Regions from separate parts of the Homo sapiens genome. Here all the other regions are linked to region 5. Evidence: chromatin loops called from intact Hi-C (ENCODE). Cell type or tissue: heart right ventricle. All regions are shown on one strand.

What was found. A loop is a pair of places that touch in the nucleus more often than their neighbours do. Peaks named below come from ENCODE experiments on the same cell type or tissue, not always from the same donor. Only the 100,000 strongest peaks of a DNase experiment are listed, where the experiment ranks them.
Region 1: a loop joins it to region 5, with 2.1 times the contacts of the local background. A loop is called at or near these places in 14 of 110 quality-filtered maps.
Region 2: it touches region 5 in a loop (2.9-fold over the local background); 7 of 110 quality-filtered maps call a loop at or near these places.
Region 3: it touches region 5 in a loop (2.2-fold over the local background); 11 of 110 quality-filtered maps call a loop at or near these places.
Region 4: a loop joins it to region 5, with 2.1 times the contacts of the local background. A loop is called at or near these places in 4 of 110 quality-filtered maps.

What each region holds. Positions count from the first base shown.
Region 1 is chr17:61,207,428-61,212,427 of GRCh38, forward strand. The region is part of intron 22 of BCAS3 (BCAS3 microtubule associated cell migration factor); the gene reads left to right. Among named protein-coding and RNA genes, the nearest start is that of BCAS3-AS1, 74 kb to the left of the region's middle. In heart right ventricle, no CTCF peak of the experiment used is centred here; a DNase peak (open chromatin) is centred at 2,474; H3K4me3 peaks cover 1,613 bases; H3K27ac peaks cover 3,700 bases.
Region 2 is chr17:61,334,697-61,339,696 of GRCh38, forward strand. All of the region lies in intron 22 of BCAS3 (BCAS3 microtubule associated cell migration factor), which reads left to right. Among named protein-coding and RNA genes, the nearest start is that of TBX2-AS1, 62 kb to the right of the region's middle. RefSeq lists a silencer at 1,812-2,106. In heart right ventricle, no CTCF peak of the experiment used is centred here; no DNase peak of the experiment used is centred here; H3K27ac peaks cover 3,424 bases.
Region 3 is chr17:61,321,848-61,326,847 of GRCh38, forward strand. The region is part of intron 22 of BCAS3 (BCAS3 microtubule associated cell migration factor); the gene reads left to right. Among named protein-coding and RNA genes, the nearest start is that of TBX2-AS1, 75 kb to the right of the region's middle. In heart right ventricle, no CTCF peak of the experiment used is centred here; a DNase peak (open chromatin) is centred at 2,194; H3K27ac peaks cover 4,613 bases.
Region 4 is chr17:61,142,890-61,147,889 of GRCh38, forward strand. All of the region lies in intron 22 of BCAS3 (BCAS3 microtubule associated cell migration factor), which reads left to right. Among named protein-coding and RNA genes, the nearest start is that of BCAS3-AS1, 9.4 kb to the left of the region's middle. In heart right ventricle, no CTCF peak of the experiment used is centred here; a DNase peak (open chromatin) is centred at 2,494; H3K27ac peaks cover 2,166 bases.
Region 5 is chr17:61,250,063-61,255,062 of GRCh38, forward strand. All of the region lies in intron 22 of BCAS3 (BCAS3 microtubule associated cell migration factor), which reads left to right. Among named protein-coding and RNA genes, the nearest start is that of BCAS3-AS1, 120 kb to the left of the region's middle. In heart right ventricle, no CTCF peak of the experiment used is centred here; DNase peaks (open chromatin) are centred at 1,033, 2,379 and 3,539; H3K4me3 peaks cover 284 bases; H3K27ac peaks cover 4,642 bases.

The sequences.
Region 1 (5,000 bases), 43 kb before region 5:
AAAGATCCCAAATGTGTCCAAGGTTACAAAGACAGTGAATGCATGACTAGATTCAAACCAAGATGCCCTGGCTCCTGAAGCTGTGCTCCTAATCACCAAGCTGTTTCCCATGGCATTCTATTCTGTGAAGGTATTATCATCTAGTTGATGGCTTCCCTATGGATGTTGTCTAACTTTTTTTGCATTTACAAACAAAACTGCAGTGAACATCTTTATACATATTTCCTTGTGCAGTGGTTAGCATCTTAGAAACTTGAATATATCTGCTTCTTAGCCTCCCACCCAAATTTCTATGTTGCTTTAGAATCCAGAGGAGAAAATCCGCCCTCTTACATGGCTCAAAGAAATATGCTCACAGAGTGCCCATTTTTCAGTTTTCTTAGAGTTGTGAGATTTAAACTAAGAGAAATAAGGTACATATATATTTGTGTGTTGCTTAGTGAGAAGTGGTGGGTAGGAATAATTTTTCTGTTTTTGCTGAGATCTTATTAGTAACATGGCTAAAAACATTGGCTTTGCAAAATTCTCAGTCAGATTCTTGCTTTTAAATAGAATTAGAGGGGAAAATTACTATTAGTCTTTTATATGGAAATAACAAAAAACTTAGGAGATAATGTTGATCACATACCCTTTTTTATTATATCTTAGTAACTTATTTAATATTTTAGAAAGTGGCTTATAAAAAATTTATTGATTTCTACTTAGTATTTCAAATCTAAATTCAGGATGGGAAGGTTTCATGAACTTTCCAGAGACTAGTAACTTCCTATTCCACTTTCCTGGGCTTGGTATTTTAGTTATTGTATTGTCTACTCATATATTTGACTTTTCACTGTGTTTCATTTTGTCTAAAGCGGGACTCTTCTCCTCCCAGGGACCAGAGAATTTTCTTCTTGATGTTCTGTTAAAGCCTTGCTAAGCTCTGACTCAGCCTGACTTTAAATCCATAGTTTCATTTTCTAACATTATTAATGATTAATCTTGAAGCACCGAAGAAATGAAATGTGCTAGTAAGTGTCGTTAAAAAACTGAGAGTTTTTCTTCTGTTGTGGACATTTCTTGTCCATAACAGCTTGAGTTTAACTCGAATCTCATTAGCTCAGCTTAATTTGAGGATGTTCTGAAAAGAGAGAGGGAGAAACAAAGCACGTGGTCATCCCAAATGCTAATATCAGAGACTCTCTTTTAAAGCTACTAGGTCCACGCTTCTATGAAGAAAGCAGGTATCCATGTTGTTGATGCTCCCTAGAGAGAGCCTCAGACACATTTTGTTCCCAAACAGAATTAGAAGGAAAAGGTCTGCTTAGCTGTCTTTTCCTGTTTAAAATACAGCTGCCCCTGCAGTAGAGCCCTTGTCAGCTCGCTGGTGCTCTCTGCAAACTTGCAGTGCAAGTCTATGATATAAGTGGTGTAGAGTGGTTTTGTTGCTAAGAGAAAAGTGCTAAAAAGGAAAAAAAAAAAAAAAGGAGGGCCTGTATCTCTTGTGTAGCTCAGATCCTTTGGGTATTTAATGTACAGTTTCAGCAAAAGACACTCAGAATTATACCTCTGGTTGGTTCAAAATTGCTTAAATGTTGAAACATATGGTCTCATGTTCCATTTGTTAGCAAACAACCAGCTGTTCTCAGCCTGCCAAATCCAAGTAAACATCCACTGTGTGGAAGAGTGAATCTGAAATGGTTCAGTAAAAACATAAAAGCTGTTTTTGCTGAAGAAGAAGAAAAAAAAAAGGCCACCCCGAAACAACAGCTAGTGAAAAAAAAAAAAAAATCTTGTTCTGATAACGTCTTTTCCCTGGCTTGCTTACAGTGGACTGTGGAGTAGGAATGACTCTAGAGCCGTTTCAATTTAAAAAGATTTGTAGGCAAACTTGCTGTCCTCTTCTGTTGCTGAAAATCGTGATTGTCTTGGTTACAGTGATTATTTTAATAAAATGCAATTATCTGAATAATTAATGTATTTGACTACTCTACTGTGTCCTCCATTCACAGAGGCCAAAATGTCAAAGATCAAGTAGATTGGGAGAATAGGAAAATTCTCATTATAAAGGCAAGGGGAGGAGGGAAAGGATGAAATATTTGGAATTTCAGTGCAGTGGTTTCTATTTATCCGAAATGTCAAGGGCAGTGTAAAATGTATTTTTAAAATGTGTTTCTGTATGGTTTGTGCCCATTCTTGGCGTGGCTGTGGCTGTACAGAGACCATTGTTCTTTGAGGAATATGAGGGGGTGTCTTTGTCCAAAGTGACAAAAAGAAGACTTGGAAGACTGGGCTTCCTTTGTTCCTGTGCGGTGCTGTAAAATTTGGTTTGAAATTAGGACCTCAGGGAAGGACCTTCAATAGAGAGCTTTCATTTCCTGCCAGCATTTTAATCACTCTGGGGTTTAAAGTGGATGGCCGGCCAGCATAATGGCCCTATGTTTAATAGAACAGCTTGTATCTTGAAGGCCAGTTAAGGGATCTGTCATCCGCCCAATATTCGTCTTTTCTGTTTCCTGTCCATTTATGAAGATCACCCACCCTTTTAGGTGGCTTCCCTGGATCATTTTGTAGGGGAGCTGCTGCCACTGCTTCTTAAAGAGGCTGAACAGAAACCCAGTTGAATGTGGTCCAGTCTTCAGCCCACGCAGGGAAGTTCTGCAGAGTGCTTTAATTAGACACGAAGTTCACCACATTTGGGAGTTGATTCCATCAGTTGTAGAGGGACTGTGTCAGATTTCACAAAAAATATAGAATTGGAAGAAGATTAAAATTTATCCATATCTCAGAATTATTGGCACCTATTGACCTGATATGTGCTCACATCATCACTGTGGTGGATGTTAATGTCATCCTGTCATGCACAGGAGTAACTTATCTCCTGAGGGGTGAAGTAACCTGGTGGGTTTGATCCTGTTGTATACAAAGGAAATTCACAATTTTTCTAATACAGTGGCTTGTTAACTCTGAAGGCAGGCTTCCTTTGGAACCCTTTAGAAATTTACCTTTATAGTTTATGAGATGATATCCAGAACTCCTAAAGGAGTAAATATTGGAGACAAGACTTGAAAGAGAGAGCCAGCAGTAAGAAGTAAGGGTTCTGAATTTCTTTCCCAGCTCATGCCTAGTGGGTAAGAGTAAGATAACATCAGTAAAAGCCTGAGATTCACTAAGTTTTCATGTAGGAACTGTCACTGAAATTGCTCTGTGACCAGGTGCTAAGAATGGCCTTGTGTTGTCAGTAATAGTGAACTGCTTGGCAGAGGTAATTTTAGAGGTAACTATTAAATAGGATCACAAAGTGTTTCCCTAACTGAGTAATAACATACATGAATGAGGGGAGAGAAGGAAGGGACCTTTTCAACTACGAGCACACTCTCTATCCCATCTCATAGCCAGTTGTGCTGCAGACAGACAAAACCAGAGAAGCCGCTTTTCACGGACATTTTTCTTTTTTGCAGATACCTAGGGGTTATCATGGGGAAACAAAGGCATGTATAAACCTCATTCAGCAGTCTTTTCAGATAGAGTCTGAAAAGAGTCTATCACCAATCTATCTGAGGTCAGCTTAATCCATACCCACAGAGATGATGAGCCAAAGGCTTCCCTAAGCTAGGGTCCCATAGTCTTCCCCAAGCTAGGGTCCCAGCGCTGGGTGGGGGACAGGAGAAAAGGCCTGAGGCACGGGGGAGAAAAGGCAGTTGCAGATAGTAATGTTTGGAGGCATGCTCAGTTATTCAGAAGAAATGGAATGACGTTAAAATTCTCCCAAAAAAGGTTGGAACCACCTCTGCTTCCCTTTCCCCACTCTGTAATCAGTAATCATTGTCTGGTGTGTTCAGATGATAATCCAGTTGGCCACCAAGGGGTTGTGCTTCCTTACTGACTGTATTTGTGATCTGTAAGACTTTTCAAACACAGGTTTAAACATCCAGAGACTCCAGCCTCTTTGACAGTCATTCTCCCACTGTGTCCCTTTTGACTTCTTTTGTCATGTCTCTAGTGCAGATTTCCCAGCTGCCCAATTTGAGCCCTTTTGAGTTGACCTCCCTTGGATGAGTAGCTCTTTGAAAGCTGATTTAAAGTGAGTGTTGCTCCACCTAAGAGCTGTTGGCTGAAAAAAGCACTGTCTACAACAGCAGAGGTGGCCGAGAAAGGCAGACAGGCTCTCCTGAGGCTGGTGTTGCAGATTTGCATTGGTCTAGTAGGAATTATGCATCATTAGACTGAACTTCTTATGTTTGCATCCAGGTCATTTCTCCATAAAAAAAAAAAAAAAATGCCACTGACATTACAGCCAAGGAACCATCATTGTACTTACACCAGTCTGTTCCCACACATGAAGTGTTATGCTTCAAATAACCGCTCAACAGCTCATCTGAAGGTCCAGAGTATGTTTACTGGGTAAAATATTTCAGGCATAGACTTGGAGAGCAAGCTGCCCACCAGGGCAGGGCCTTAGCATAAAGTTAATATCGTCAAAGATCTGACTATAATCCATTTCATTCACTGTTGCAGTTTGCTGTGTGGGTGTTTCTACAATGTGGGAAACTTGTTTCATTGAAGAGTCTGAATATTTTGTAAGGATGTGAAGAGTTGCAAATAATCTTTTCTGTAAGGCTATGAGGAGAAACAAAGCAGCTAATGTTAGAAAGAACTGGTACACGATTGTTTTCTGTCATTTGTAAAACAAAATAGGAATATTCTGGTCTTTACAGATTTATATCCTCAACTTGTTGCTCCTTAAGGATTATACAAAAAGCATACCTATGAAAAGATCTGTTCTACTGGAAGGATATCCTATTTTGAAGCTCAAATAGTTTTATTTTTATTTACGTATTTATTTTCAGAAATAGCGTCTCCGTCTGTCACCCAGGCTGGAGTGCAGCAGTGTAATCATAGCTCACTGCAGCCTCGAACTCCTGGGCTGAAGTGATCCTCCATCCTCAGCCTCCCAAAGCACTGAGATAACTAGTGAGGGCCACCACGCCCAGCCTTGAAGCTCAAATAATTTTAAAATA
Region 2 (5,000 bases), 85 kb after region 5:
AAAACGATGTATCCAGTCATTGAGCCAATGTCTTACACATAATAGATCCTAAGAGGGCAAAGGAGCCACGACAAATGTTGAATTGTATTTTTGGGAAACCTAAGTGTCACAGGAACAGCTCACTGTAACAGCAACCGGTATTTATTAGTGCCCAGTAAATGCTTGACCCACTGATGGGCCTTGGCCCAGTAGCTAAGGCTGAGAGACCTTTACTGCACCTGGCCTTCGCAGAAGTTGGTCTGTGGATGGGGAGAGCCTGAACCTGCCTGAGGACTGAACCTGACTGAGGTCCTGAACCTGAGCACAGGACCTCAGTTACCTGGCCACTGTGGTCATCCCAGGGGCACCCAGAACAGACCGGAGTTCTTCCTCAGGCACATCACTGCCCCAGCTTTCAGCCTGGTGTCATTTTCAGCCCATTTCTTTTTCTCACCAAGTTGACTCAGCAAACTTCCCTTAGGTTCCCTTGCCCTTTAGGCAAGTCTGCTTCCACTAAAGTCCGCAGGCCTTGTGTGTGCTCTGTACGTTCACAGCAGCGATTCCTTCCCAGGGCTAGGAGGGGGACTTTCCCCTCTGGCCTAACATGCTGAATCGTCCTTTCCAGGGCACACTCGCAATGTGTCTATAGTCAAGGTCCCTAATGTTGCAGGAGCACTTCTTCCCCTCTGACTCAGAACTACTATTTTCTGCCTGTTGGGTCTCATCAAAGGGTCTGGGCCTTTTTTCCAGTTGTAAGACTCTCAGCAATGACGCCAAGATGCCCTTTGGCCACTGCTCTTCTACAGCTGCCTCAGCTCAGAGCTCCGGGGAGTCAGGGTCCCTGTGAGTCAGGTTTTGCAGGAGAGCATCCACTCCCTAGGACTGTGCCTTCTCCTCTGGGTGCTGACTGACTTCTCTGAGAAATGCTCTTCTGGGCCAGGTGCAATGGCTCATCCTAGCACTATGGGAGGCTGAGGCAGGAGGATCGCTAGAGGCCAGAAGTTCAAGACCAGCCTGGGCAACAAAGCAAGACCCCATCTCTAGAAAAAATCAGAAAAAAAGAATTGCCTTTCTGGCTTTGAGAGTTAATTGCCTTTCATAGAAACTGGAAGCAAGGGAGAAAAAGCAGCTTCTGGTTGTATTTTCTTCTCAGAAATCTATAAACTCCAATCTGGCCAAAAACGCAAAGCACCAGAGTCTGAGCTGGAGAGTGGGCACCTGAGAGGGTACCGCCCAGCCTAGCAGCTGTGGCTGCCTGCCAGATTGACAGCTGTCTTTAGACCTCACCCCAAGGGGCTGCCAGCCCCCCACCTCGGGGAGCCCTCGCTCCCAGCCCCCTTTCCATACTTTTCAGATACAGGGCGTGTCGGCTTTCCTTTCGCGCCTCCAGCTCCAGAGGCCCTGGCCCAGTGGTGCTGCTCTGGATCAAGGCCTCGCTAAACTCCCAGCTCCCTGGTTTGCAAAGCAAACTTCAGCCTTTTACTATTTACCTTGGCAAGTCCAGGACCGGATTGATGATCTGTAAAGTGGATTTGTTATTTGGCTGTTTGCTTTGGCAGCTCTTGAAAGCACTTTGCTGATTACAGTCCCAGATGTCATTGCATACATTACCCTGCTCTATAACGGGGCTTTGAACACTTTAATTTGAACTACAAATACTATTAAGCTTTTTGCACCTCTTCTGCCTTTAGTTCTTGGATATTAAATATCGGAACAGACAGCCTGCATTCTCTTAGGCTTCTTTCCCCTGGTCTTTGTCAGCGTCCTCCCACGGAGAGCTTCAAGCTTTCTTCCTGTTCTCTGTGGGTCTTTCTAGAAACCTTACCCACCTATGCCCACCTCTAGCCCAGCTACGCTGGCAGCAGCCTTGCCAGTTTTCACATAACAGGCTTTCTAGTTTGGAAGGTGCACTGTGTTCATGCCAAGCCTGGCTTCCCCGCAGTCACAATCCTTTGTACTTTGTACTGGGGCTTCATTTCATTCATCCACAGGGGTGCTGTATCCATTTTTTGTTTGTTTGTCTTAATGTTACTGACAACTTTGTTTGGGGAAAGCTAGATTTGGGGGCATGAATGTGTCATGTCATTTTGCCCAGAGAGGAAAAGTCTTGCCCAAGGTTACACAGAAAAGGCAGCAGCAGAACTTTATCCTTTCTGGCCAGGCGTGGTGGCTCACACCTGTAATCCCAGCACTTTGGGAGGCCAAGGCGGGCAGATCACTTGAGGTCAGGAGTTTGAGACCAGCCTGGCCAACATGGTGAAACCCTGTCTCTACTAAAAATACAAAAATTAGCCAGGCTTGGTGGCACGTGCCTGTAATCCCAGCTACTCAGGAGGCTGAGGCAGGAGAATCACTTGAACCTGGGAGGTGGAGGTTGCAGTGAGCCAAGATTGCCTCATTGCACTCCAGCCTGGGTGACAGAGCAAGACTCCATCTCAAAAAAAAACAACAACAAACTTTATCCTTTCTGAACTCCAAGCCTGATATTTCTGCCCAGGCTCCCTTTTTTATACTTTATTTAAATCGCCTCACCCGAGTGGAACAGGGACGTGAGCCATGTCAGTGTCTGTAAATAGAGGCAGTTGCAGGTTCACGTATCTTGGGAAGTTATTGGTGGAGAGCACTGGTGTTCCTGGCTAATGTGGGGTCTGTGATTCAGTGTTCTCCCAGGTCAGTGCTGCTTCCGTTGTAAATAAACCATTAGCTGGGGGCCTCACCTCAGGAAGCAATTTAAGGCCCAAGAGAGGTGGCCAAAGAAGTCAGCTTGCAGCCTCTAGGAGGAGACGCTTGGCTTTGCCCACAGCCCTCGGCCCCAGGTCTTCCTCTTGGAGCAACAAAATGCTCCCAGGGATCCTCCTGCCAAGATCCTGCCAGGCTTCCCTCGCCTTTGATTTGCCAAATTCCATGTGAACAGCCTCTGCGTCTGTTACTCTCCGAAGAAAATTACAGTTTCTAGTACACCTAAACTGAATGTTGGTGGGATTGTTTTTATTGTTTTTTTTTCCTTTTTCTTTTTGCGCTCACCCCTTAAAGGTCGTTTCTGATCTACTCCCTCTCCTCTAGCCTTAAAGTGTCCACTAGGTTCTTGGCTGAAACCTTTCAGCATTTCACAAGGTGTTAGAGACAGAGAAAGCCTCCTTGTTATGGAGAATTTGTGGTGTGCCTGTGAATATTTCCACCAGTCCTGCAAGGAAGATAGTTCTATCCCATTTTATAGTTGAGGAAACCAAGGCTCGGTGAGGTAAAGCGCTTCATCCAGTACCCCACAGCTCTAGGGTATTGTTAGTCTGGGTTCTGACTTAGGAACTGCAGCGTCCCTTCTGTGTTGTGAGCAACTCAAAGTTAGGTCGAATGTCACGCTTAATGTTGTATCTCAGTGACTAACCCTGGGCCCGGCTTATGTTATGTTAGGTGCCCCATAAATATTTGTTGGATGAATAACCATAAATCCACTCAAGTGGTTCTGATTTTAAGTGACTGTGTCATCCCTGTGGCCAGTCTCTGGCGGGGGCGGTAGGGGACAAACACTTTCAACTTTGAAATATTTCAGTTGAAGAAGTTAATTCACTTTGTAAGTTTACTTTAGGAGTAGAGATTATTGCAGTATTTTTGGCCACCGCTCTCAAATTCTTCTAAACCTTTACTATAATAAGCAAATTCAGCAGATTAAGGACATACTTAACTGCCAAATGGTGTTCTGAACTGTGTAAAGTTACCAGAGTCGCTTTTTTTTTTCTTATATAAAAGATTGTGTGGGTTCTGTGAACTTCTCTGCTTTTTTTAGCTCTTCCTGTTTTATTGTGTTTGAAGTATCTTTGTGGTGACCTGTTGGGATTGGATTCTTCCATATGGAAGTGTTTCTTTAACTTTTTAATCATTTCTTTTGGGAAGTAGGTTAGGGGTAGCAGATGTTGTTCTGGCATTGTTTGCCGAGTGGAGGTAGGGGCTTTTGGATCTGTGAGTCAGGCCAAAGCCAGCCTGGAAGAAGAAGGCTGTCCCAGGGGTGGGAGGCTGCCCATCACTGTTGGATCTGGCAGTGCAGGCCCGCGTGGGAGTCGTAGCTCCCTGTGTCCTCACTCTGAGTAACGCCTTTTCCATTTCCTAGGAAGAATACATTTTCCCCTGTGACACTGAAAAGTTATTTTTTTTCAGTGTCCCAAGGCAAATTCTTATCAGTCCTCAAATGGGAAGCCTATCTGGTGCCCTTACTGGGAAAAAAAAAAAAAAAAAAAAAAAAAAAAGCAGAAAGGAAAAACAGCAAATAAGATGAACTCTTCTTTCTCCCCCTTCATGGCAGTCAAGTCCCTCTTCATACCCCATTTCTTAGTGGGCCAAAGTTTAACATCTTGGTTTTGGGAAAAAAAAAAATTCACAAAGACCCATCTGCCTCTCCCATTTTCTCATGTTCTTTTGGACTCTATTACTCAATCAGTGACATGTGACCCCCTGGGAAGGTTGTTCTGTGGAGGATGCAGAAACTGACGATTGGCAGTCATCTTCCCAGCTCTCGGCTTCAACCCTGATTCTGACAGTGGCAGGCGCCACTTGCCCTTGGTCGGTTTTACTCCCTGCCCCTAGTGCCCACCTCTCCTTCATCCCAGGTCACACCCAAAAGCCAATGAAGAAAGGGTTTTGGTTTGGTGAGTGCACTGGCTCCCTTGGATCCAGGGGATAAGGATACAATGGGAAGGCCCATGAAGCCGCCTAAAGGAGCTCAAACTAGCATTTCCCTTGGCATTCTATTCCTTTCTTGACCAGACCAAGGCTTTGCAGGTAAACTAGGGAATCTCAGCATCTAAAGACTGAGGAGGCTGGAAACATTGGCTCAAGCCTGTAATCCCAGCAGTTGGGAGGCCAAGGTGAGCAGATCACCTGAGGTCAGGAGTTCGAGACCAGCCTAGCCAACATGGTGAAACCCCTTCTCTACTAAGAATACAAAAATTAGCCGGGCGTGGTGGTGCCCATCTGTAATCCCAGCTACTCGGGAGGCTGAGGCAGGAGAATCGCTCGAACCTAGGAGG
Region 3 (5,000 bases), 72 kb after region 5:
GGCAAGTTATTGATCTCTGAGCTTCAGCTTAGTTCCTTTTTAAGTAAATTGTGGATACTAACACCTATCCCGTTTTTTGTTTGTTTGTTTGTTTGTTTTTTTTGAGACGGAGTTTCCCTCTTGTTGCCCAGGCTGGAGTGCAGTGGCACAATCTCAGCTCACCGCAACTTCCGCCTCCCAGGTTCAAGCAATTCTCCTGCCTCAGCCTCCCGAGTAGCTGGGATTACAGGCATGCACCACCACGCCTGGCTACTTTTTGTATTTTTAGTAGAGACAGGGTTTCTCCATGTTGGTCAGGCTGGTCTCGAACTCCCAACCTCAGGTGATCTGCCTGCCTCAGCCTCCCAAAGTGCTGAGATTACAGGTGTGAGCCACCACACCCGGCCCCACTTATTTCCTCAGATTAGTATTGGGAGGCGTGAGTGACCTCATGTGTAAAGGTGCTTTGCTCAAATGCAGGGGACCTGCTCTGAAGGAAGGGGCTAGGCTCTGGGAGACTGTTTTAGGGGACCTGTCAAACTGAGCAGTTTTTAAGATCAGAAAGAATTGTTTTCTCCCCTCACCCTTGGTGAGGACCAGCATTGCCTGCCAGGGTTACACCCATCCCTCCAAGCCTTCCGCCCTCCTCTAAGAAGTGAGATTGTAACTCAGCCACTATTGGGCTGTGACATTTCTTCGCCTCTGAGGCACAGCCAAGAACATGGCCTCACTCTCCCTCCCACCCCTCTTTCCTTTTTCCTCCCTTTCTCCTGCCTTCTCTTCATTTCAAACAAGTGAGTTGTGTTAGTTGGTTTTTTAATGAGGTTTTTCCAGCCTCTTGTTTTTTTGTCCTTGACAATAAAGAACTCCCAGTTACCCAAAGCTGAAAATAAAATTTGGCAGAAGTAAGCCAAAAGTATAGTCTCATTGGTGTTGATATTTTTAAGCCTCTCTTGAGAGAGAGAGACAGAGAGAGAGAGAGAGAGAGAGAGAGAGAGAGAGACAGAGAGAGAGAGAGAGAGAGAGAGACAGAGAGAGAGAGAGAGAGAGAGAGGTGGTGGGGGGTCCTCTGGGAGACAGGGGCAAATCGTCATGGAATAAGAATCTGTTTGAGCACCCTGGGGTGAGGACTTTATATCTTTTTCTGAAAACAAGGCGCCTTCCTTTTTTTTTAAAGGCGTGTTGTGGCTATTTTGATGCCTTTTGAAAGTGCCACAGTTAATTTGATTGAGCTGCTAAGCAGTTGGTTTAAAAAAAAAATGAAAGAAAAAGGAGAATGGTCACATGGATTTAGCATCACACGGGGAATTCGCTGTAACCCAGCCATCTTTTAGGCAGCTGATGACCACGGGCCAGATTGTTCATTTCACAAAGGGGAGGCTTTTAAAAATGAGAAGACTTTTGTCTAGAGCCCAAACTTCCCCAGGGGGAAGGACTCATTTATAACCCGTTCTGATTATTCTTCTCCTCTGAAATCTCACTGGTTGAATATGAATTTATGTGGAGCACTCAGCTACAACATGGAAATAAGTAGTGCAGTGAGCAGTTAGCATAAGGGAGTTCCAGCCCCGGGTTCTAGTCTCAGCTTTGACCCTCCCTGGTAAGCTGTATAATCACAGGAGTGGCCCTGAACGGACTTAGGATTTGGTTTTCTACTCTGTGAACTGAAGCTAATTTCTCCTACCTGGGAGGATTGATATGGAAGAGAAAAGTTGTTGATAATGTAAAAATGCTTTGAGAAATATCTTAGCTGTTCTCAAAATTATAAACTCGGGAGTGTGGAGGGGGTTGGTGAATTTGGGGAGAAATTGGTGACCAAGGGTCTCCAGTTCCTTCCTCCATATGGCATCTCTGTCAAAAGTTGAGCCTCTGTTTCCTTAATAGGCCACTTCCCTCCAAGGATTCAGGGACCATTCATCACCGTGGTGCCTAGTCCCCAGGAGGTCAGTGGCCTGCTGCGGTGCTCAGCTGCTGGTAAGTGATCCAGCAGAAGCAGGCAGCCCTGGCTTATCCATGGCCCCCTGGCCCCTGTGTGGGTTCCTTGGCTCCGTGTTTCTCGTCTTTCCCAGACGCTTCTTCCCTTCTTGTTTGCACATTCTTCCTGGAGGAAAATGATAGCTCATTGTCAAAGGTTGGGCGGGAGACGAGGTAAGAACTGTTAGTGTCTGTGAGATGTTTGGGGATTTCCAGCTGGAATCCTCACACTTCTTTGGCTGGAGCCGCCTTCCTCTGTGTTCTCAGTGTGCTCTTGTAACCCTCTGCTAGATCACTTAGCACATGGGACATACTGGGACTCTTCCCATCAGGCTGCAAACTCCTCCAGAGGCAGGGACCCCATCCTTCTGATTCTCTGTATCCCCAGTGCCAGACATATGCTAAGCACTCGAGAAATGTTTCAATCAGTGAGTGAATTAGAGGCGGGAGAGACCCTACCTCCTTTATCATACACATTGATGAAACTGAAGCCTAGAGCTAATATGTGAGGTGATCACACAGAGGATACTAGAACTAGGATTAGACTAAGGCAGAGATTCACCCATTTGACCCCTGCAAGGCTGATCACTGTCAGGGCAGGGCAGGGAGAGGCTGCCCCGAGTATGTGTGGTAGTATTAATATATGTACATGTAATATTTGTGTGCGTTTAATCCCAGTTCTAGTATATCCTGACTATGGTATATCTATATATATCCTGACCCCGGGTTGGCTGTGTGTTAAAAAATCAAACTGAAATCGCCTCCAAAAGGAAGGCAGCACTGAATGACAGTAAAGTAAGGGCTGGGCCTGGGGTCAGCAGCCTGGCGTCCAGCCCTGCCAGCCACTAGCTGTTTGACCTTGGCTGAGTCATTTCCTCTCCCTCATCTCATTTGCCTTGTTTATAAAATGGTATCCAGCCAGGCACGGTAGCTCACTTCTATAATCTCAGAAGGCGGGAGGATCAGTTGAGCTCAGGAGTTCAAGACCAGCCTGGGCAACCTAGTGAGACCTCATCTCTATGAAAAAAAAAAAAAAAGAAGAAACAAAAAAGAAGATGTAGACTGTGTGATCTCTGAAATTTCTCCATGTTCAAAAGTCTAACCTTCGAAGACTTCTAAGAGTTTTAGAAGAAAAGTTTGAGCTGCTAGAGGAGAAAGAGGAAACAGTTTAAAAATTAAGTTAGAGAGTTCTTGCAAAGGAGATGTTTTTGTTAGAGACACTGAAAATTCTTCTCTTAAAACCATTTCCACTAGAGGCCATCCCACCATGCACAGTTAGCCTGGGCTTTAAAACCCCGCTCCCTCCACTGCCAAATGAGTTGCTGATGGGAATTTTTTGAATGTTTGACTCTGTGTCTCTGTGGACCACAACAGGACCACAGGCTGTTACACAGTTAGCATTTAACTTACATTATGAAGTGACAGAATCGCACTTGTGTGGCTGATAGAGACCATTGCAAGTAACTAACAACCGTACAAATAGCGCCCTGACCTTTTCATATCTGTGGGGCCTGATTCTCAACCTCCATCCTGTCCTGCACATACTCGGCGTGGCCTCTCCCCACCCTGCCCTGAACAGTTATTAGGGCTCACAGGGCTTGCAGGGTGACCCTCTGCTCCAGGGATATGGGCACTGCCTGGAGGGTGGTGAGCCTTTCCTGGGAAGACCTGCACTGGCTCTCCCTGAGGGCTTTCCATACCAATTCATTCTTGGTCAGTGGCAGGCACATTTCACACTGAATTCCACCCCATGGGGCTGTGTCTAATTGGACAAATTTGAACAGCAGGCAGCACAGCCACTGCCGCAGGGAGCATTGATATATGGCCCAAGCAAGGGACTAAAATCTTAAAGTGACAGGGCCCCGTTTTCAAAGAATAACTGGCTGGCTTCCAGGAGTAACAGGCCTGATGATGACCAGCAGGAGAGAGATGGGCCAACTCCACAAAGCAGGGGCTTTTTTAGGGAGGTGTTTTTGAAATGAGTGTCTCCATTTTTCCTGGTCTTGGTGGCAAGATAAACAGGATAGGGTGGTCCCTGGGGACAGTCATCTGGGACCCAGTCATGCTGAATGTTTCTCTCACTAGAGACTCACTGTATCTGTATCCAGATTAAATCTGGCTAATATATACTGCAGGGAAGCCTCGGCAGAGAACAGAGTGAAAAATCGTGTTGTCATACATTACTAAGCACCCACCATTCATTTGTTTGGCATCCATCAAATCTCTATAAATGCTAACTGTGTGTGCTATTAAATGCGCACTGCCCGGACACAGTGGAGCTTGTGAAGTTTGTGGTCTAGGAGGGGAAAAGACATTAATCAGATAATCTCACAAATTAACATAATTACAAATTGTGTGAAGTATAATGAAGGAAAAATTCCATGTGGTATGAGAGCATCTGAAAAGGGTATGCAGGGAGAGTTTCCCTAAGGAGGTCCCATTTAAGCTTGGCTCTAATGGGTGAGATAAATCAGCAAAGGGAGTAAGAGGGGAAGAGGAAAAAGAAATGCTTAAGGAGTTGAAAGAGGGCCTGGGTGGCTGGAGCTCAGCACCTAAGCGGGACAATAGCCTGGGGTGACTGTGGGGTCTTGCTGCTCATGTGGACTTTAGTTTTATCCTAAATGAGAAGCATGTTTTCAGCAGAGGGTGAGTTTTGAAAAGATCACTCTGACCTTACTGTGGAAGACAGGAGACTGTTAGAGAAGTCGAGTAGAACATGATGGAATGGATTAGGCTGGCCCAGTAGCAAATAGAAGTGGACAGTAATGAGTGTTATTTAGGAGGTAGATTCCACAGGGCTTTGTTACGGAGTGGACATGGGTGGGTGGAGAGGAAGAGATGTTAAGGATGCTCCCCAGTTTTCTGGCTTACTTCACTCATTTGATGTCATTCACTAAGAGCTCCTAGTCACATGGAGGAGGAGGCTTGGATACATTACATTTCCAGTGGATTTGAAGATGTTAAATCTACAGTCAGATCTATGGGTCTTCAGCACAGAAGAGGTGTTTGGTCTAGGGGTTTCCTTAGGAAAGAATGGGGAGAGAAGA
Region 4 (5,000 bases), 110 kb before region 5:
AGTACTGTTTCCATGATTTTATAGTGGTCAGATTATGTATATGTTTTCTTATCCAAAATTCCCTTGGTTTTTCTCAGAAGCTTTTTCTTCTAGCATTTGTTCCCTTTTAGAATCTCCCTCACCTCTCTTTCTGATTATTTATTAAAAGAACTCAATTTTTTCAGTGCTGAAGGAGAAGTTAACTATCAAATGCCCATATAGCTACAGTATTGGGATAATTTATCTAATTTTTCTTATGAGTAAGTTCTCTTTGACTTTATTTTTGAACTCAACTTGCTTGCATTGTTCTTGTTAGTAAAAAACATTGCTAGGATGTACTTAGTAATTGGAGTCAGCTGCACTTAAGACTGTTCAGCCAGACTGTTATTTTAGCCTTCACTAGTAGGGTTTTTAACACCAGTTTGACCTTACTTTGAAACATTCTCAAAATACCATACTTTAATATCAATTTATATACTTTCATATTAAGGCAGGGCCGGGTCCCTGGGGAAAAAAATAATGAAATTTTTACTTCCCACAAATGTAGAATAAAGGTAGATATTCTGATTTTGTTTTTTAAAGAAAAATAGAGGTAAAGACTTTAAAATTTTTCTTTGGTCAGGACATAATGCTTGCAAATACATTCTAAAATATAAGTGGGCCAGGCATGGTGGCTCACGCCTGTAATCCCAGCACTTTGGGAGGCTGAGGCGGGTGGATCACCTGAGGTCAGGAGTTCGAGACCAGCTGGCCAATATGGCGAGACCCCGCCTCTACTAAAAGTACAAAAATTAGCCCGGCATGGTGGCGTGTGCATGTAATCCCAGGTACTAGGGAGGCTGAGGCAGGAGAATCACTGAAACCTGGGAGGCAGAGGCTGTAGTGAGCCAAGATTGTGCCACTGCACTCTAGCCTGGGCGACAGAGCAAGACTCTGTCTCAAAAAAATAAAATAAAATAAATAAAGTATAAGTCACAGAAAGATAGGACACCTACAAATTAGGGGTGCTGGTTTCATTGGCCAGTGTGTCCTACCATTGCTTTGGGATAGAGACTGAATCCTCAGTGTGAAGCACCAAGTAGATGGTGATTATTCATGAAATCAGAAAGAATTTTTTTTCTGAAATACTAAATTCCCATAACCTATGCAAATTACATTTTAGGCAAGTAATGCTCAAATTTTCTATAAGTGTTCTGAAAATAAGTTATAAGTTTTTGTTCATTTCATAGGAGGACAGTTGACTCCTTTCTACTCTTTTTTTTGCCGTTGTCCCTATTTTTTGCCACTGGTAAACTCCTGCCTAGAGGAATGCCAGAGGCAGAATAAATTTTGGAGCATGGATTTTTTTTTTAAGGAGGGTTATAGTATCCTGAAGACTTCATTTCTTTCTCTGAAGACACAACTATCAGCAAATCCATATAAGGCAAGTGACTCCCTACCATCTCCTCCGAGTCTTCTACGTGTATGTCTAGATACTATGACAGATCCAGTGCCTGTGAAGACCTGGAACATTTCAGACAATCACACAGATGTTTTCTTATGCTATATATAGGAATTAAGCAAGTGTTTCATAATGAAGTGTCCCTCCAAGCATTCTCTATCTTCTGGTAATGCAAAAGTGTTAGACATCCAGTAAGCAGCCCTTTTTAGGCCTAAAATGTTGACTACTTTATCTCTGTTACCTTTCTGAAATGTTTGGCCTAATATTTTTTATAACATCTCTGTGAAAGTTTGAAAATTTATGATTGTTGATCCTCAATAGTCAAAAAAGTAGTCATTTAACAATACAATATTTCTCTCGTGTTCTTGAGCATGTATTTAAGTTAGCTTTAGTTAACCCTTTATTTTCTGGACTTCTTCAAGTCAGCTCTCAGAATTGTTTTTACGGGTTGCTGAGGAAGCTAAAGGTCAAAGATATTTTCTTAGTCAGTTGATTTACCTCAAAGAATTACTTCATGTAGATTAACTGAAATAATGATGCTGCTAAGATTCGCAGATTAAGATCATTATAGCATTTGAGTAGGCCCTCAGTGACAAATTGCTCTAAACCTGTTTGGCTCACCACCATAAGGTTTAAAACATAAAAATATAAAAGTGCTTAAAATTTTCTTTCTGTTTCCTTATCAGAAATATTCATTTAGACCATAACAACTGTTAGAACAAGATAACAACTCCAGGCCAGCTGTCAAATGTTTACCATTATCAAAACTCTCCCTGGAGGGAGATGCAACTTTGGCTCGCCTCACCGGCAGTAATTTAATTTTTCCTTCATTCTGACTCGGAAATGGCAGCATTTTTCAAAGCTTCCTCCCACTGATGGCTGAAATTTTCCTTGTGAAATGATTTCCACCAGTCTTGAATCTTTCTTGTTTCTGCCGTCTTCACCTTTGCTGATGGTTCTGCAACTCATCACCAGCTATGCAAACTGACAGTTCACATCCTGGGGCAGCAGCGGGGTCTGGCCTGCAGAAAGGAGCAGCCTGACCAAATTTACGCTCACAAGATCTCTTAATTCACAAAAGCATTTGCTCTAGTTCCTGTTCTCTGCTGCAGGGGCTACGGAGAGGGAGTGGGGGCTGGGGGAGGACCATTGGGAGAATGTTCTGAGGAGAAGAGAGGCTCTCTTCACACTCTACTGAGTACACAGACTTTGGAGATGAAAAACAGACGGAGAGAGGCATTTCCAACCATCTTGCTGATCTGTGCAGGAGTTCATTGAACTGTACAGCACAGCACCAGACCCTTGTGTCATTTAATGTTACTTTAAAAAATTATTCTTAAATGTTCAGCACAAATATCCCTCCCCTTTTTACTTAAGCTGAAAAAGAATATAAAAATTAAAGAGAAATTGAAAATCTAAGTCTTGCAGTGAGAATGACCAGAAATCGTTTCCCTCTCTGGGGGGTTCCTGTTTAATATGAAAGTCCTCTTAACAAGCGTGGACAGAGGAAGTTTTAGGTTTGATTTGAACTTCATGTACAAGACATATTTCATTTTTTTTTCTTCCCTCACAAATTTCAACCCAGGCCACTTGTTTGCAGAGACTGCCAAACCTTCCATTGCCGCTTCCAAGATACTCCTGGAATCTGAGATTACCTTTTATCCTCTTGATGGACCATGTTGTTATTTTTGTCATTTTCCCTGCAGCTCTTCTGCTTTGCTGGGGAGGACTCATCCCCCTATGCATCATCTACCCCCCGATAGCTGACACAGTACTGTTCACAAGGTTACTTACTGGTTTTTTGTTTTTTTTTTTTTGAGACAGTTTCACGCTGTGGCCCAGGCTGGAATGTAGGGATGTGATCACGGCTCACTGCAACCTCCACCTCCTGGGCTGAAGTGATCCTCCCACGTCAGTCTCCTGAGTAGCTGGGATTACAGGTGTAAGCCACTACACCCAGCTGATTTTTTTTTTTTTTTGGTGTTTTTTGTAGAGACAGGGTTTTGCCATGTTGCCCAGGCTGGTCTCGAACTCCTGGGTTCAGGGATCCATCCCCCTCGGCCTCCTAAAGTGCTCGGATTACAGGTGTGAGCCACTGTAAGCGACTATCCAGCCAAGGTCGCTTACTTGTGTACCAGTTTGGGTCACTCTGAAAATTGCTTTGAAATACTTACTGTTTAAAATGACTGAGCTCTTAGGAGTGTTTCTGCCCTCTCCCCACAACCCTCAAATATCTAAAACAACCTAATCAAATTGGTAGTTTTCATGGCTTTCAAAATGGAACTAAAATTAAAGTAAAAATGATAGAATCTTGAGCTAGAGTGGCAGATTTGAATTCTAGGCTTTGCTGGTCCACTGATGATGTTCATTTTCTTTCCTTGTGACTCTCATAATCAGAGTAAAAAGATGAGATTGTAAGTGATAACACAATCCATTCAGAATGTATGACTTTGCTGAATTGAGGTTGATCTTTAAGTGTGAGTAAAATGTTATGCAAATTGGTAGTTTAAATAATATTTCAGAGGGGAACATGCACTTGCTAGAGAAAATGAAAATATTTCAAACCCACTTAGTTTTTTTAATGGCAGATGTTTCCTTTTTTTAATTTAAAAAAAATTTTTTTAAGACAGGGTCTTGCTCTATTGCCCAGGCTGGAGTGCAGTGGCGTGATCATGGCTTACTGCAGCCTCGACCTCCCAGGCTCAAGCAACCCTCCCGCCTCATCCTCCCGAGTAGTTGGGACTATAGGCACACACCACCATGCCTGGCTAATTTTTTTTTTTGAGACAGAGTCTCACTCTGCTGCCCAAGCTGGAGTGCAGTGGTGTGATCTCGGCTCACTGCAACCTCCACCTCTCAGGTTCAAGCGATTCTCGTGCCTTAGCCTCCTGAGGACCTGGGACTACAGGTACGCACCACCACACCTAGCTAATTTTTTGTATTTTTAGTAGAGACGGGGTTTCTCCATGTTGGTCAGGCTGGTCTCAAACTCCTGACCTCAGGTAATCCGCCCGCCTCAGCCTCCCAAAGTGCTGGGATTACAGGCATGATCCACCGCACCCGGCCATACCTGGCTAATTTTTGGTTTTGGTTTTGTAGAGAGGGGGTTTCACCAGGTTGCCAGGCTGGTCTTGAACTCCTGAGCTTAATCAGTCTATCCACCTTGGCCTCCAAAAGTGCTGGGATTACAGGTGTGCACCATTGTACCTGGGCCAACAGGTGTTTCTTGTATCAAAGTAGCGCTAATAGATTTCTGTTTCTCAAAGTGTTCTCAAGTATAACTCACCTGCTTCCTTGTTTCAGACTGGCCATTTCCCTAATTGCCTGAATTAGCGGTGTTTTTATATTCTCAATAAAGCTTTGGGGGATACATACCTTAGAAATGTATAAGTTGGGGCGGGGCACCGTGGCTCACGCCTGTAATCCCAGCACTTCGGGAGGCCGAGGTGGGCGGGTCACCTGAGGTTGGGAGTTCAAGACCAGCCTGACCAACATGGAGAAACCCCATCTCTACTAAAAATACAAAATTAGTCAGGCGTGGTGGTGCATGCCTGTAATCCCAGCTACTCGGGAGGCTGAG
Region 5 (5,000 bases):
CGAAGACACCAGGCCCCTTGCCCTGGGTTTGTCTGGTGGAAGTTTAAGGAAAGTTCATACCCTGGGCCCAGTAGAGAGCTTTGCCTTCATAATTGTCTGCATATGATTTGACAAACATAAGACCTCAGTGTTCCTAGATCGTTTATCCCCCTCAGCAATGTGCTAAATATGAAGTAAAAGGTTACCAAAGGGAGGATAGGGAAGAAAACCTAATTACCAATCCTGGTAATTTTAAACATGAGAAGATTTATAAACAACGGCTTCTTCATACACTTGTGAGTTCTGACATGTTGTGAAAATAGGACCTGCTAAGCCATTGAAAGGATTTTCAATATATTGTACGAGATGGAAAGAGGACCCAGAGAAGGCTTGTTTTTCATTTTAAAGAGTTGCTTTAGAAACCAAGGTTGTAACTGAGCACTGCTCTGTGCTGTATCAAGCCGTAATATCCAGTGAGTCATGAAGGCATTAGGGAAGCACTGGAGACATCATAAGAAACATTTGAGTTAATGTTTGAGATAAGGAAGATGATTATCTCTAAAAAGAAACTGAAATTAAGGGGCACAGTCTCCCGTTTTCGGACAGCTAAAAGGCATTCTTTTCAGTGATCTCTCCTTTACTAACCCATGTACATGCTGTGAGTATGTGACCTAGAAACCAGGCTTTTTTAAGCTGAGCTCTGGATACTTGTAGACTGAGACCTTGGGCGAGTTACTGCCCACCTTGGCTTCAGCTTCCTCACCTGAAAACGAGTGATCAACCAGGTAATCTTTATGGGGCCCTTCTGGCCCAAGGACTCTATCAGTCTGGTTTTTGAACATTATCCTACATTAGACAATCTCAGAAAGGTTTTATGACTTGTGGGTGCCTTTGTGGTACTTCACATGAGCGGGAGGTCTTAAGACTATGGACCCCTTGGGAGACCAGTGTCTAATTCTACTACTTCCTCCTCCCCAAGAATTCAGATGGTGAAACACCCTCATCCCTCCAGCCCTGCCCCCAGGAAACCCTTCATTCAGAAAGGTCATTTCATTTCCTGTGAGCCAGTCTTACATCACTGGTGCAAGAATTGGGCAGTGCTTGCCCAGCTGGAAGGTGAGACATTGGAGGCCTCAGCCTGGTGTCCCAGACAGTATTTGTCAGGCTGATGATAAGCTGGTGGAGAGTCTGTTAACTCAAGGCCTGATTCTAATGAATTTGGGATTCCTTGCTGAAAAAAAGACTGGGCTGGGTGTGGTGGCTCATGCCTGTAATCCCAGCACTCTGGGAGGCTGAGGCGGGCGGATCACCTGAGGTCAGAGTTTGAGACCATCCTGGCCAATATGGCGAAACCCCGTCTCTACTAAAAATACAAAAAATTAGCCGGGCCTGGTGGCGGGCGCCTATAATCCCAACTACTAGGGAGGCTGAGGCAGGAGAATCACTTGAACGCGGGATGCAGAGGTTGCAGTGAGCCGAGATTGCGCCATTCCACTCCAGCCTGGGCAACAAGAGCGAAACTCCACCTCAAAAAAAAAAAAAAGAAAAGAAAGACTGGATCCTGGTCCATCCAAGATGCTGCCCTTGAGACCTCTGGGTTGATGACTGATATGTTGGTCTCTTGGGACAAGGCTGTACAGTTGAGAAAAGTAGCAAGAACATCAGATCTCTGCAGATAATCTGGCCCCCATAAAAAAGCAATAGCAACTGGGAAAAGGCTAGACTGCTAGGTTCCCAGCTATACTGGATTATTAGACAAAGCTACCCACTCCATCTTTGTTTATAGAACTCATTTTCAGGAACAAGTGTTTTATAGTGAGGTGGAGGTTGTAAAGAAGCTCTTTATAATGAAGATCCCAAATATGTGAGCCTTCTATCAAGCTTGATCTCAAGGAACTTTACACGGGTGGCAGTTTAGAAGAAAAAGAGAGAAAAGGATAAAGAAAAAAACTAATAAAAATAGCTGAGATCACTCAACAGTTATCAAGAAACAGATACTACAGTTTTATAACACGAAGTACTAAAAGTATATGCACTCTTAAAAGGCAATTAAAACGTATGCTCCAAAACTATAAAACATTTTCTTTTCATCTGCAACATAGAGGGCAGATTACAACACATTAATAACGTTTTGTTTAGAGTTCAGTTTCTGATGGTTTCCAAATGTAGTCTGTGTAGATTAACCAGAAGGAGTCCAGTTCTCTTTTTTAAGAGCGCTTGTAAAGGAAAGCAATGTGGTAAGATTGTTATGAAAAGAGAGTGTATTTAGGAAATAGCACTTAGCAGGGTCTCTCTGAATGGCTGCCAGGTCAGGAAGCTGAAGTGCAAGGCTTGGCCCTTGTTCAGCCCCCCCAGTTCCAGCTTCTTGACCACACAGTACGTCAAGAACATGTCACAAGCCAGCCAGGAAGACTCAGCCCCGCCCATGGGCCAGCTTGGCACGGCTGCTTTCACATAACCCAGGGCTCCAGAGGGGCCGGAGGCAGGCATTCCAGGGCCACGGGAACATGCAAGTTTTTAAAATAGAAGTGAAGGACTTAAAAAAAAAAAAAGCCTGGGAATTAAACAGTTGCTGAGTCCTTGAGTCCTTATGGAACATGGTTCCTCATGTAGAGTGGCAGAGGTGAAAAGGGCCTTAAAGGTTATCTCATCCTCTGCCCTCTGCTTATAGACAAGGACATTGACCTGCTTACAACCATAGTGATAGAACCAATTGTGGAATCCATATCTGTCAGCTCTTAGTCTGCTAAACACACTGGCTTCTACCTCACTGGGCTAAGCTGCCCTTTCTTCCTTGGATTTTGACTCTAGAAAGCTGTCCAGTAATCTGTTCCTATACATTTTTTTTTTTTTTTTGAGATGGAGTCTTACTCTGTTGCCCAGGCTGGAGTGCAGTGGTGTGATCTCAGCTCACTGCAACCTCCACCTCCTGGGTTCCAGCTATTCTCCTGCCTCAGCCTCCTAAGTAGCTGGGATCACAGGCATGTGCTACCATGCCTAATTTTGTATTTTGTAGTAGGGATGGGGTTCCACCATGTTGACCAGGCTGGTCTCGAACTCCTGACCTCAGGTGATCCACTTGCCTCGGCCTCCCAAAGGCCTGGGATTACAGGCATGAGCCACTGAGCCCGGCCCGTTGCTATACCATTTGTTCCTACTACTTGCCTAACTGTTCTATGTCTCAGTCTCAGTTTCCTTGTCTACAAAATGGAGATAATATCAATGCCTGGGCTGGGCCCGGTGGCTCACGCCTGTAATCCCAACACTTTGGGAGGCCGAGGCAGGCGGATCACCTGAGGTCAGGAGTTGGAGAGAATATATATATATATAATCAATGTCTGCTTCACAGAGTTACAAGGATTGATAGAATAAACATGTGTAACATTTACAGTGCCTGGTATGGAATAAGGGCTCAATAATGTTATCTATTCCCATTAATAATAGTATTATTAGCATTATACTATCATCTGTCTTATTGCTACTACTATTTCTACAGTTGCTACATCAGCAGTCCCAGGAACTTGGCCTACGGCCTAGGCATGGCGTATGAGCTCTATGGTAGTAGAAGGTCAGACCCAGGATTGGAGGAGGGGCAGCTGAGTAGAGGGGAAGATGAATCTCGGATGCCTCTGGGCCAGTGCTTCATAAAGTCCTGTGCTCAGATTCCAGCTGTGGAACAGAGGTGCAGAGGTGGATTTTAATGTTATTGTTGTTTTTGCTTTGTTTTGCCTTTCCATTTTTGTTGTATAGTTTTAGTTGAAAGAGACTTTAGAGATGATTAAGTATACATTACAGTTCGGCCTCCACGGTTTACATGGGGGAAAACTGAAGCGCAGAAAGAAAAAGTGACTTGCCTTATGTCTTGCTAGCCTTACTTGGTAATTGAGTAGAGCTCTCTTGTCTAATTTACATATAAAAGGAAAACTGGAGAAGAAAGAGCCTTAGGATAATACTCATAAGATCTAAAATTCCTTTAGCCTTTCTTCTACATCAGGCCCACTGGGACCCTACTTAAAACCCTCATTTTGACCTGGTTCCTCAGTCAGCATGGAGACAAGCCCGAGGAAAAAACTCAAGAGAGCCGGCCTCCTTCCTTAGGTATTATTAGAGAGCAATCCCCTATAAAAGTTAAGTGGATGTTTGTTTTTTATTTAAAACCTTCAGGAGATTTAACCCTGCTGGGCTGCTCCTGCCTCACCCACAGCAGTGTCCCTTCAGGCCTCACAGAACACTTCTGCCGTAAAGAGGGCTTGCTTTCAGAATGCTTAAACAACTCTGACATGCACATTTCTTTGCTTAATACAAGGCTCACTGATTTAGAAGGTAAAATTACTTTCTTAGTTGATGCCTCAATTGTTTTTTCCTTTGAGTTCTTATCTCTCCTTTGCCCTAGTGTCAAGTCAGTTTTCCTGTTTTGCTAAAATGTTTGATCAACTTTAAGATTAGAAAATTTATGGCGGGGCGCGGTGGCTCACGCCTGTAATCCTGGCACTTTGGGAGGCCGTGGCGGGCGGATCACAGGGTCAAGAGATGGAGACCAGCCTGGCCAACATGGTGAAACCCCTTCTCTACTAAAAATACAAAAATTAGCTGGGCGTGGTGGTGGGCGCCTGTAGTCCCAGCTACTCAGGAGGCTGAGGTAAGAGAATCACTTGAACCTGGGAGGTGGAGGTTGCAGTGAGCCGAGATTGCGCCACTGCACTCCAGCCTGGTGACAGAGTGAGACTCCGTCTCAGAAAAAAAAAAAAGGATTAGAAAATTTATACTGCTTTAAATACCCAGTGAGTATAGTATATGATTGCTGGAAAAGTCGTTCATCCTGACCAAGAACAATACAATAACAACAAAACCATTACCTGGAAAAACCAACTAGAAATTCAGTGAGAACATTTTAGCTTTTTCCTTTTAAATTTTTAAAATTCTGACATTGCCTGGTTACATTGAAACAGCCCTGTTGTGTCATCCTACTTTCTTTTTCCTGGTATTTTCCTCTTTGGGACTTTGGTTTCATTAATCTCAAT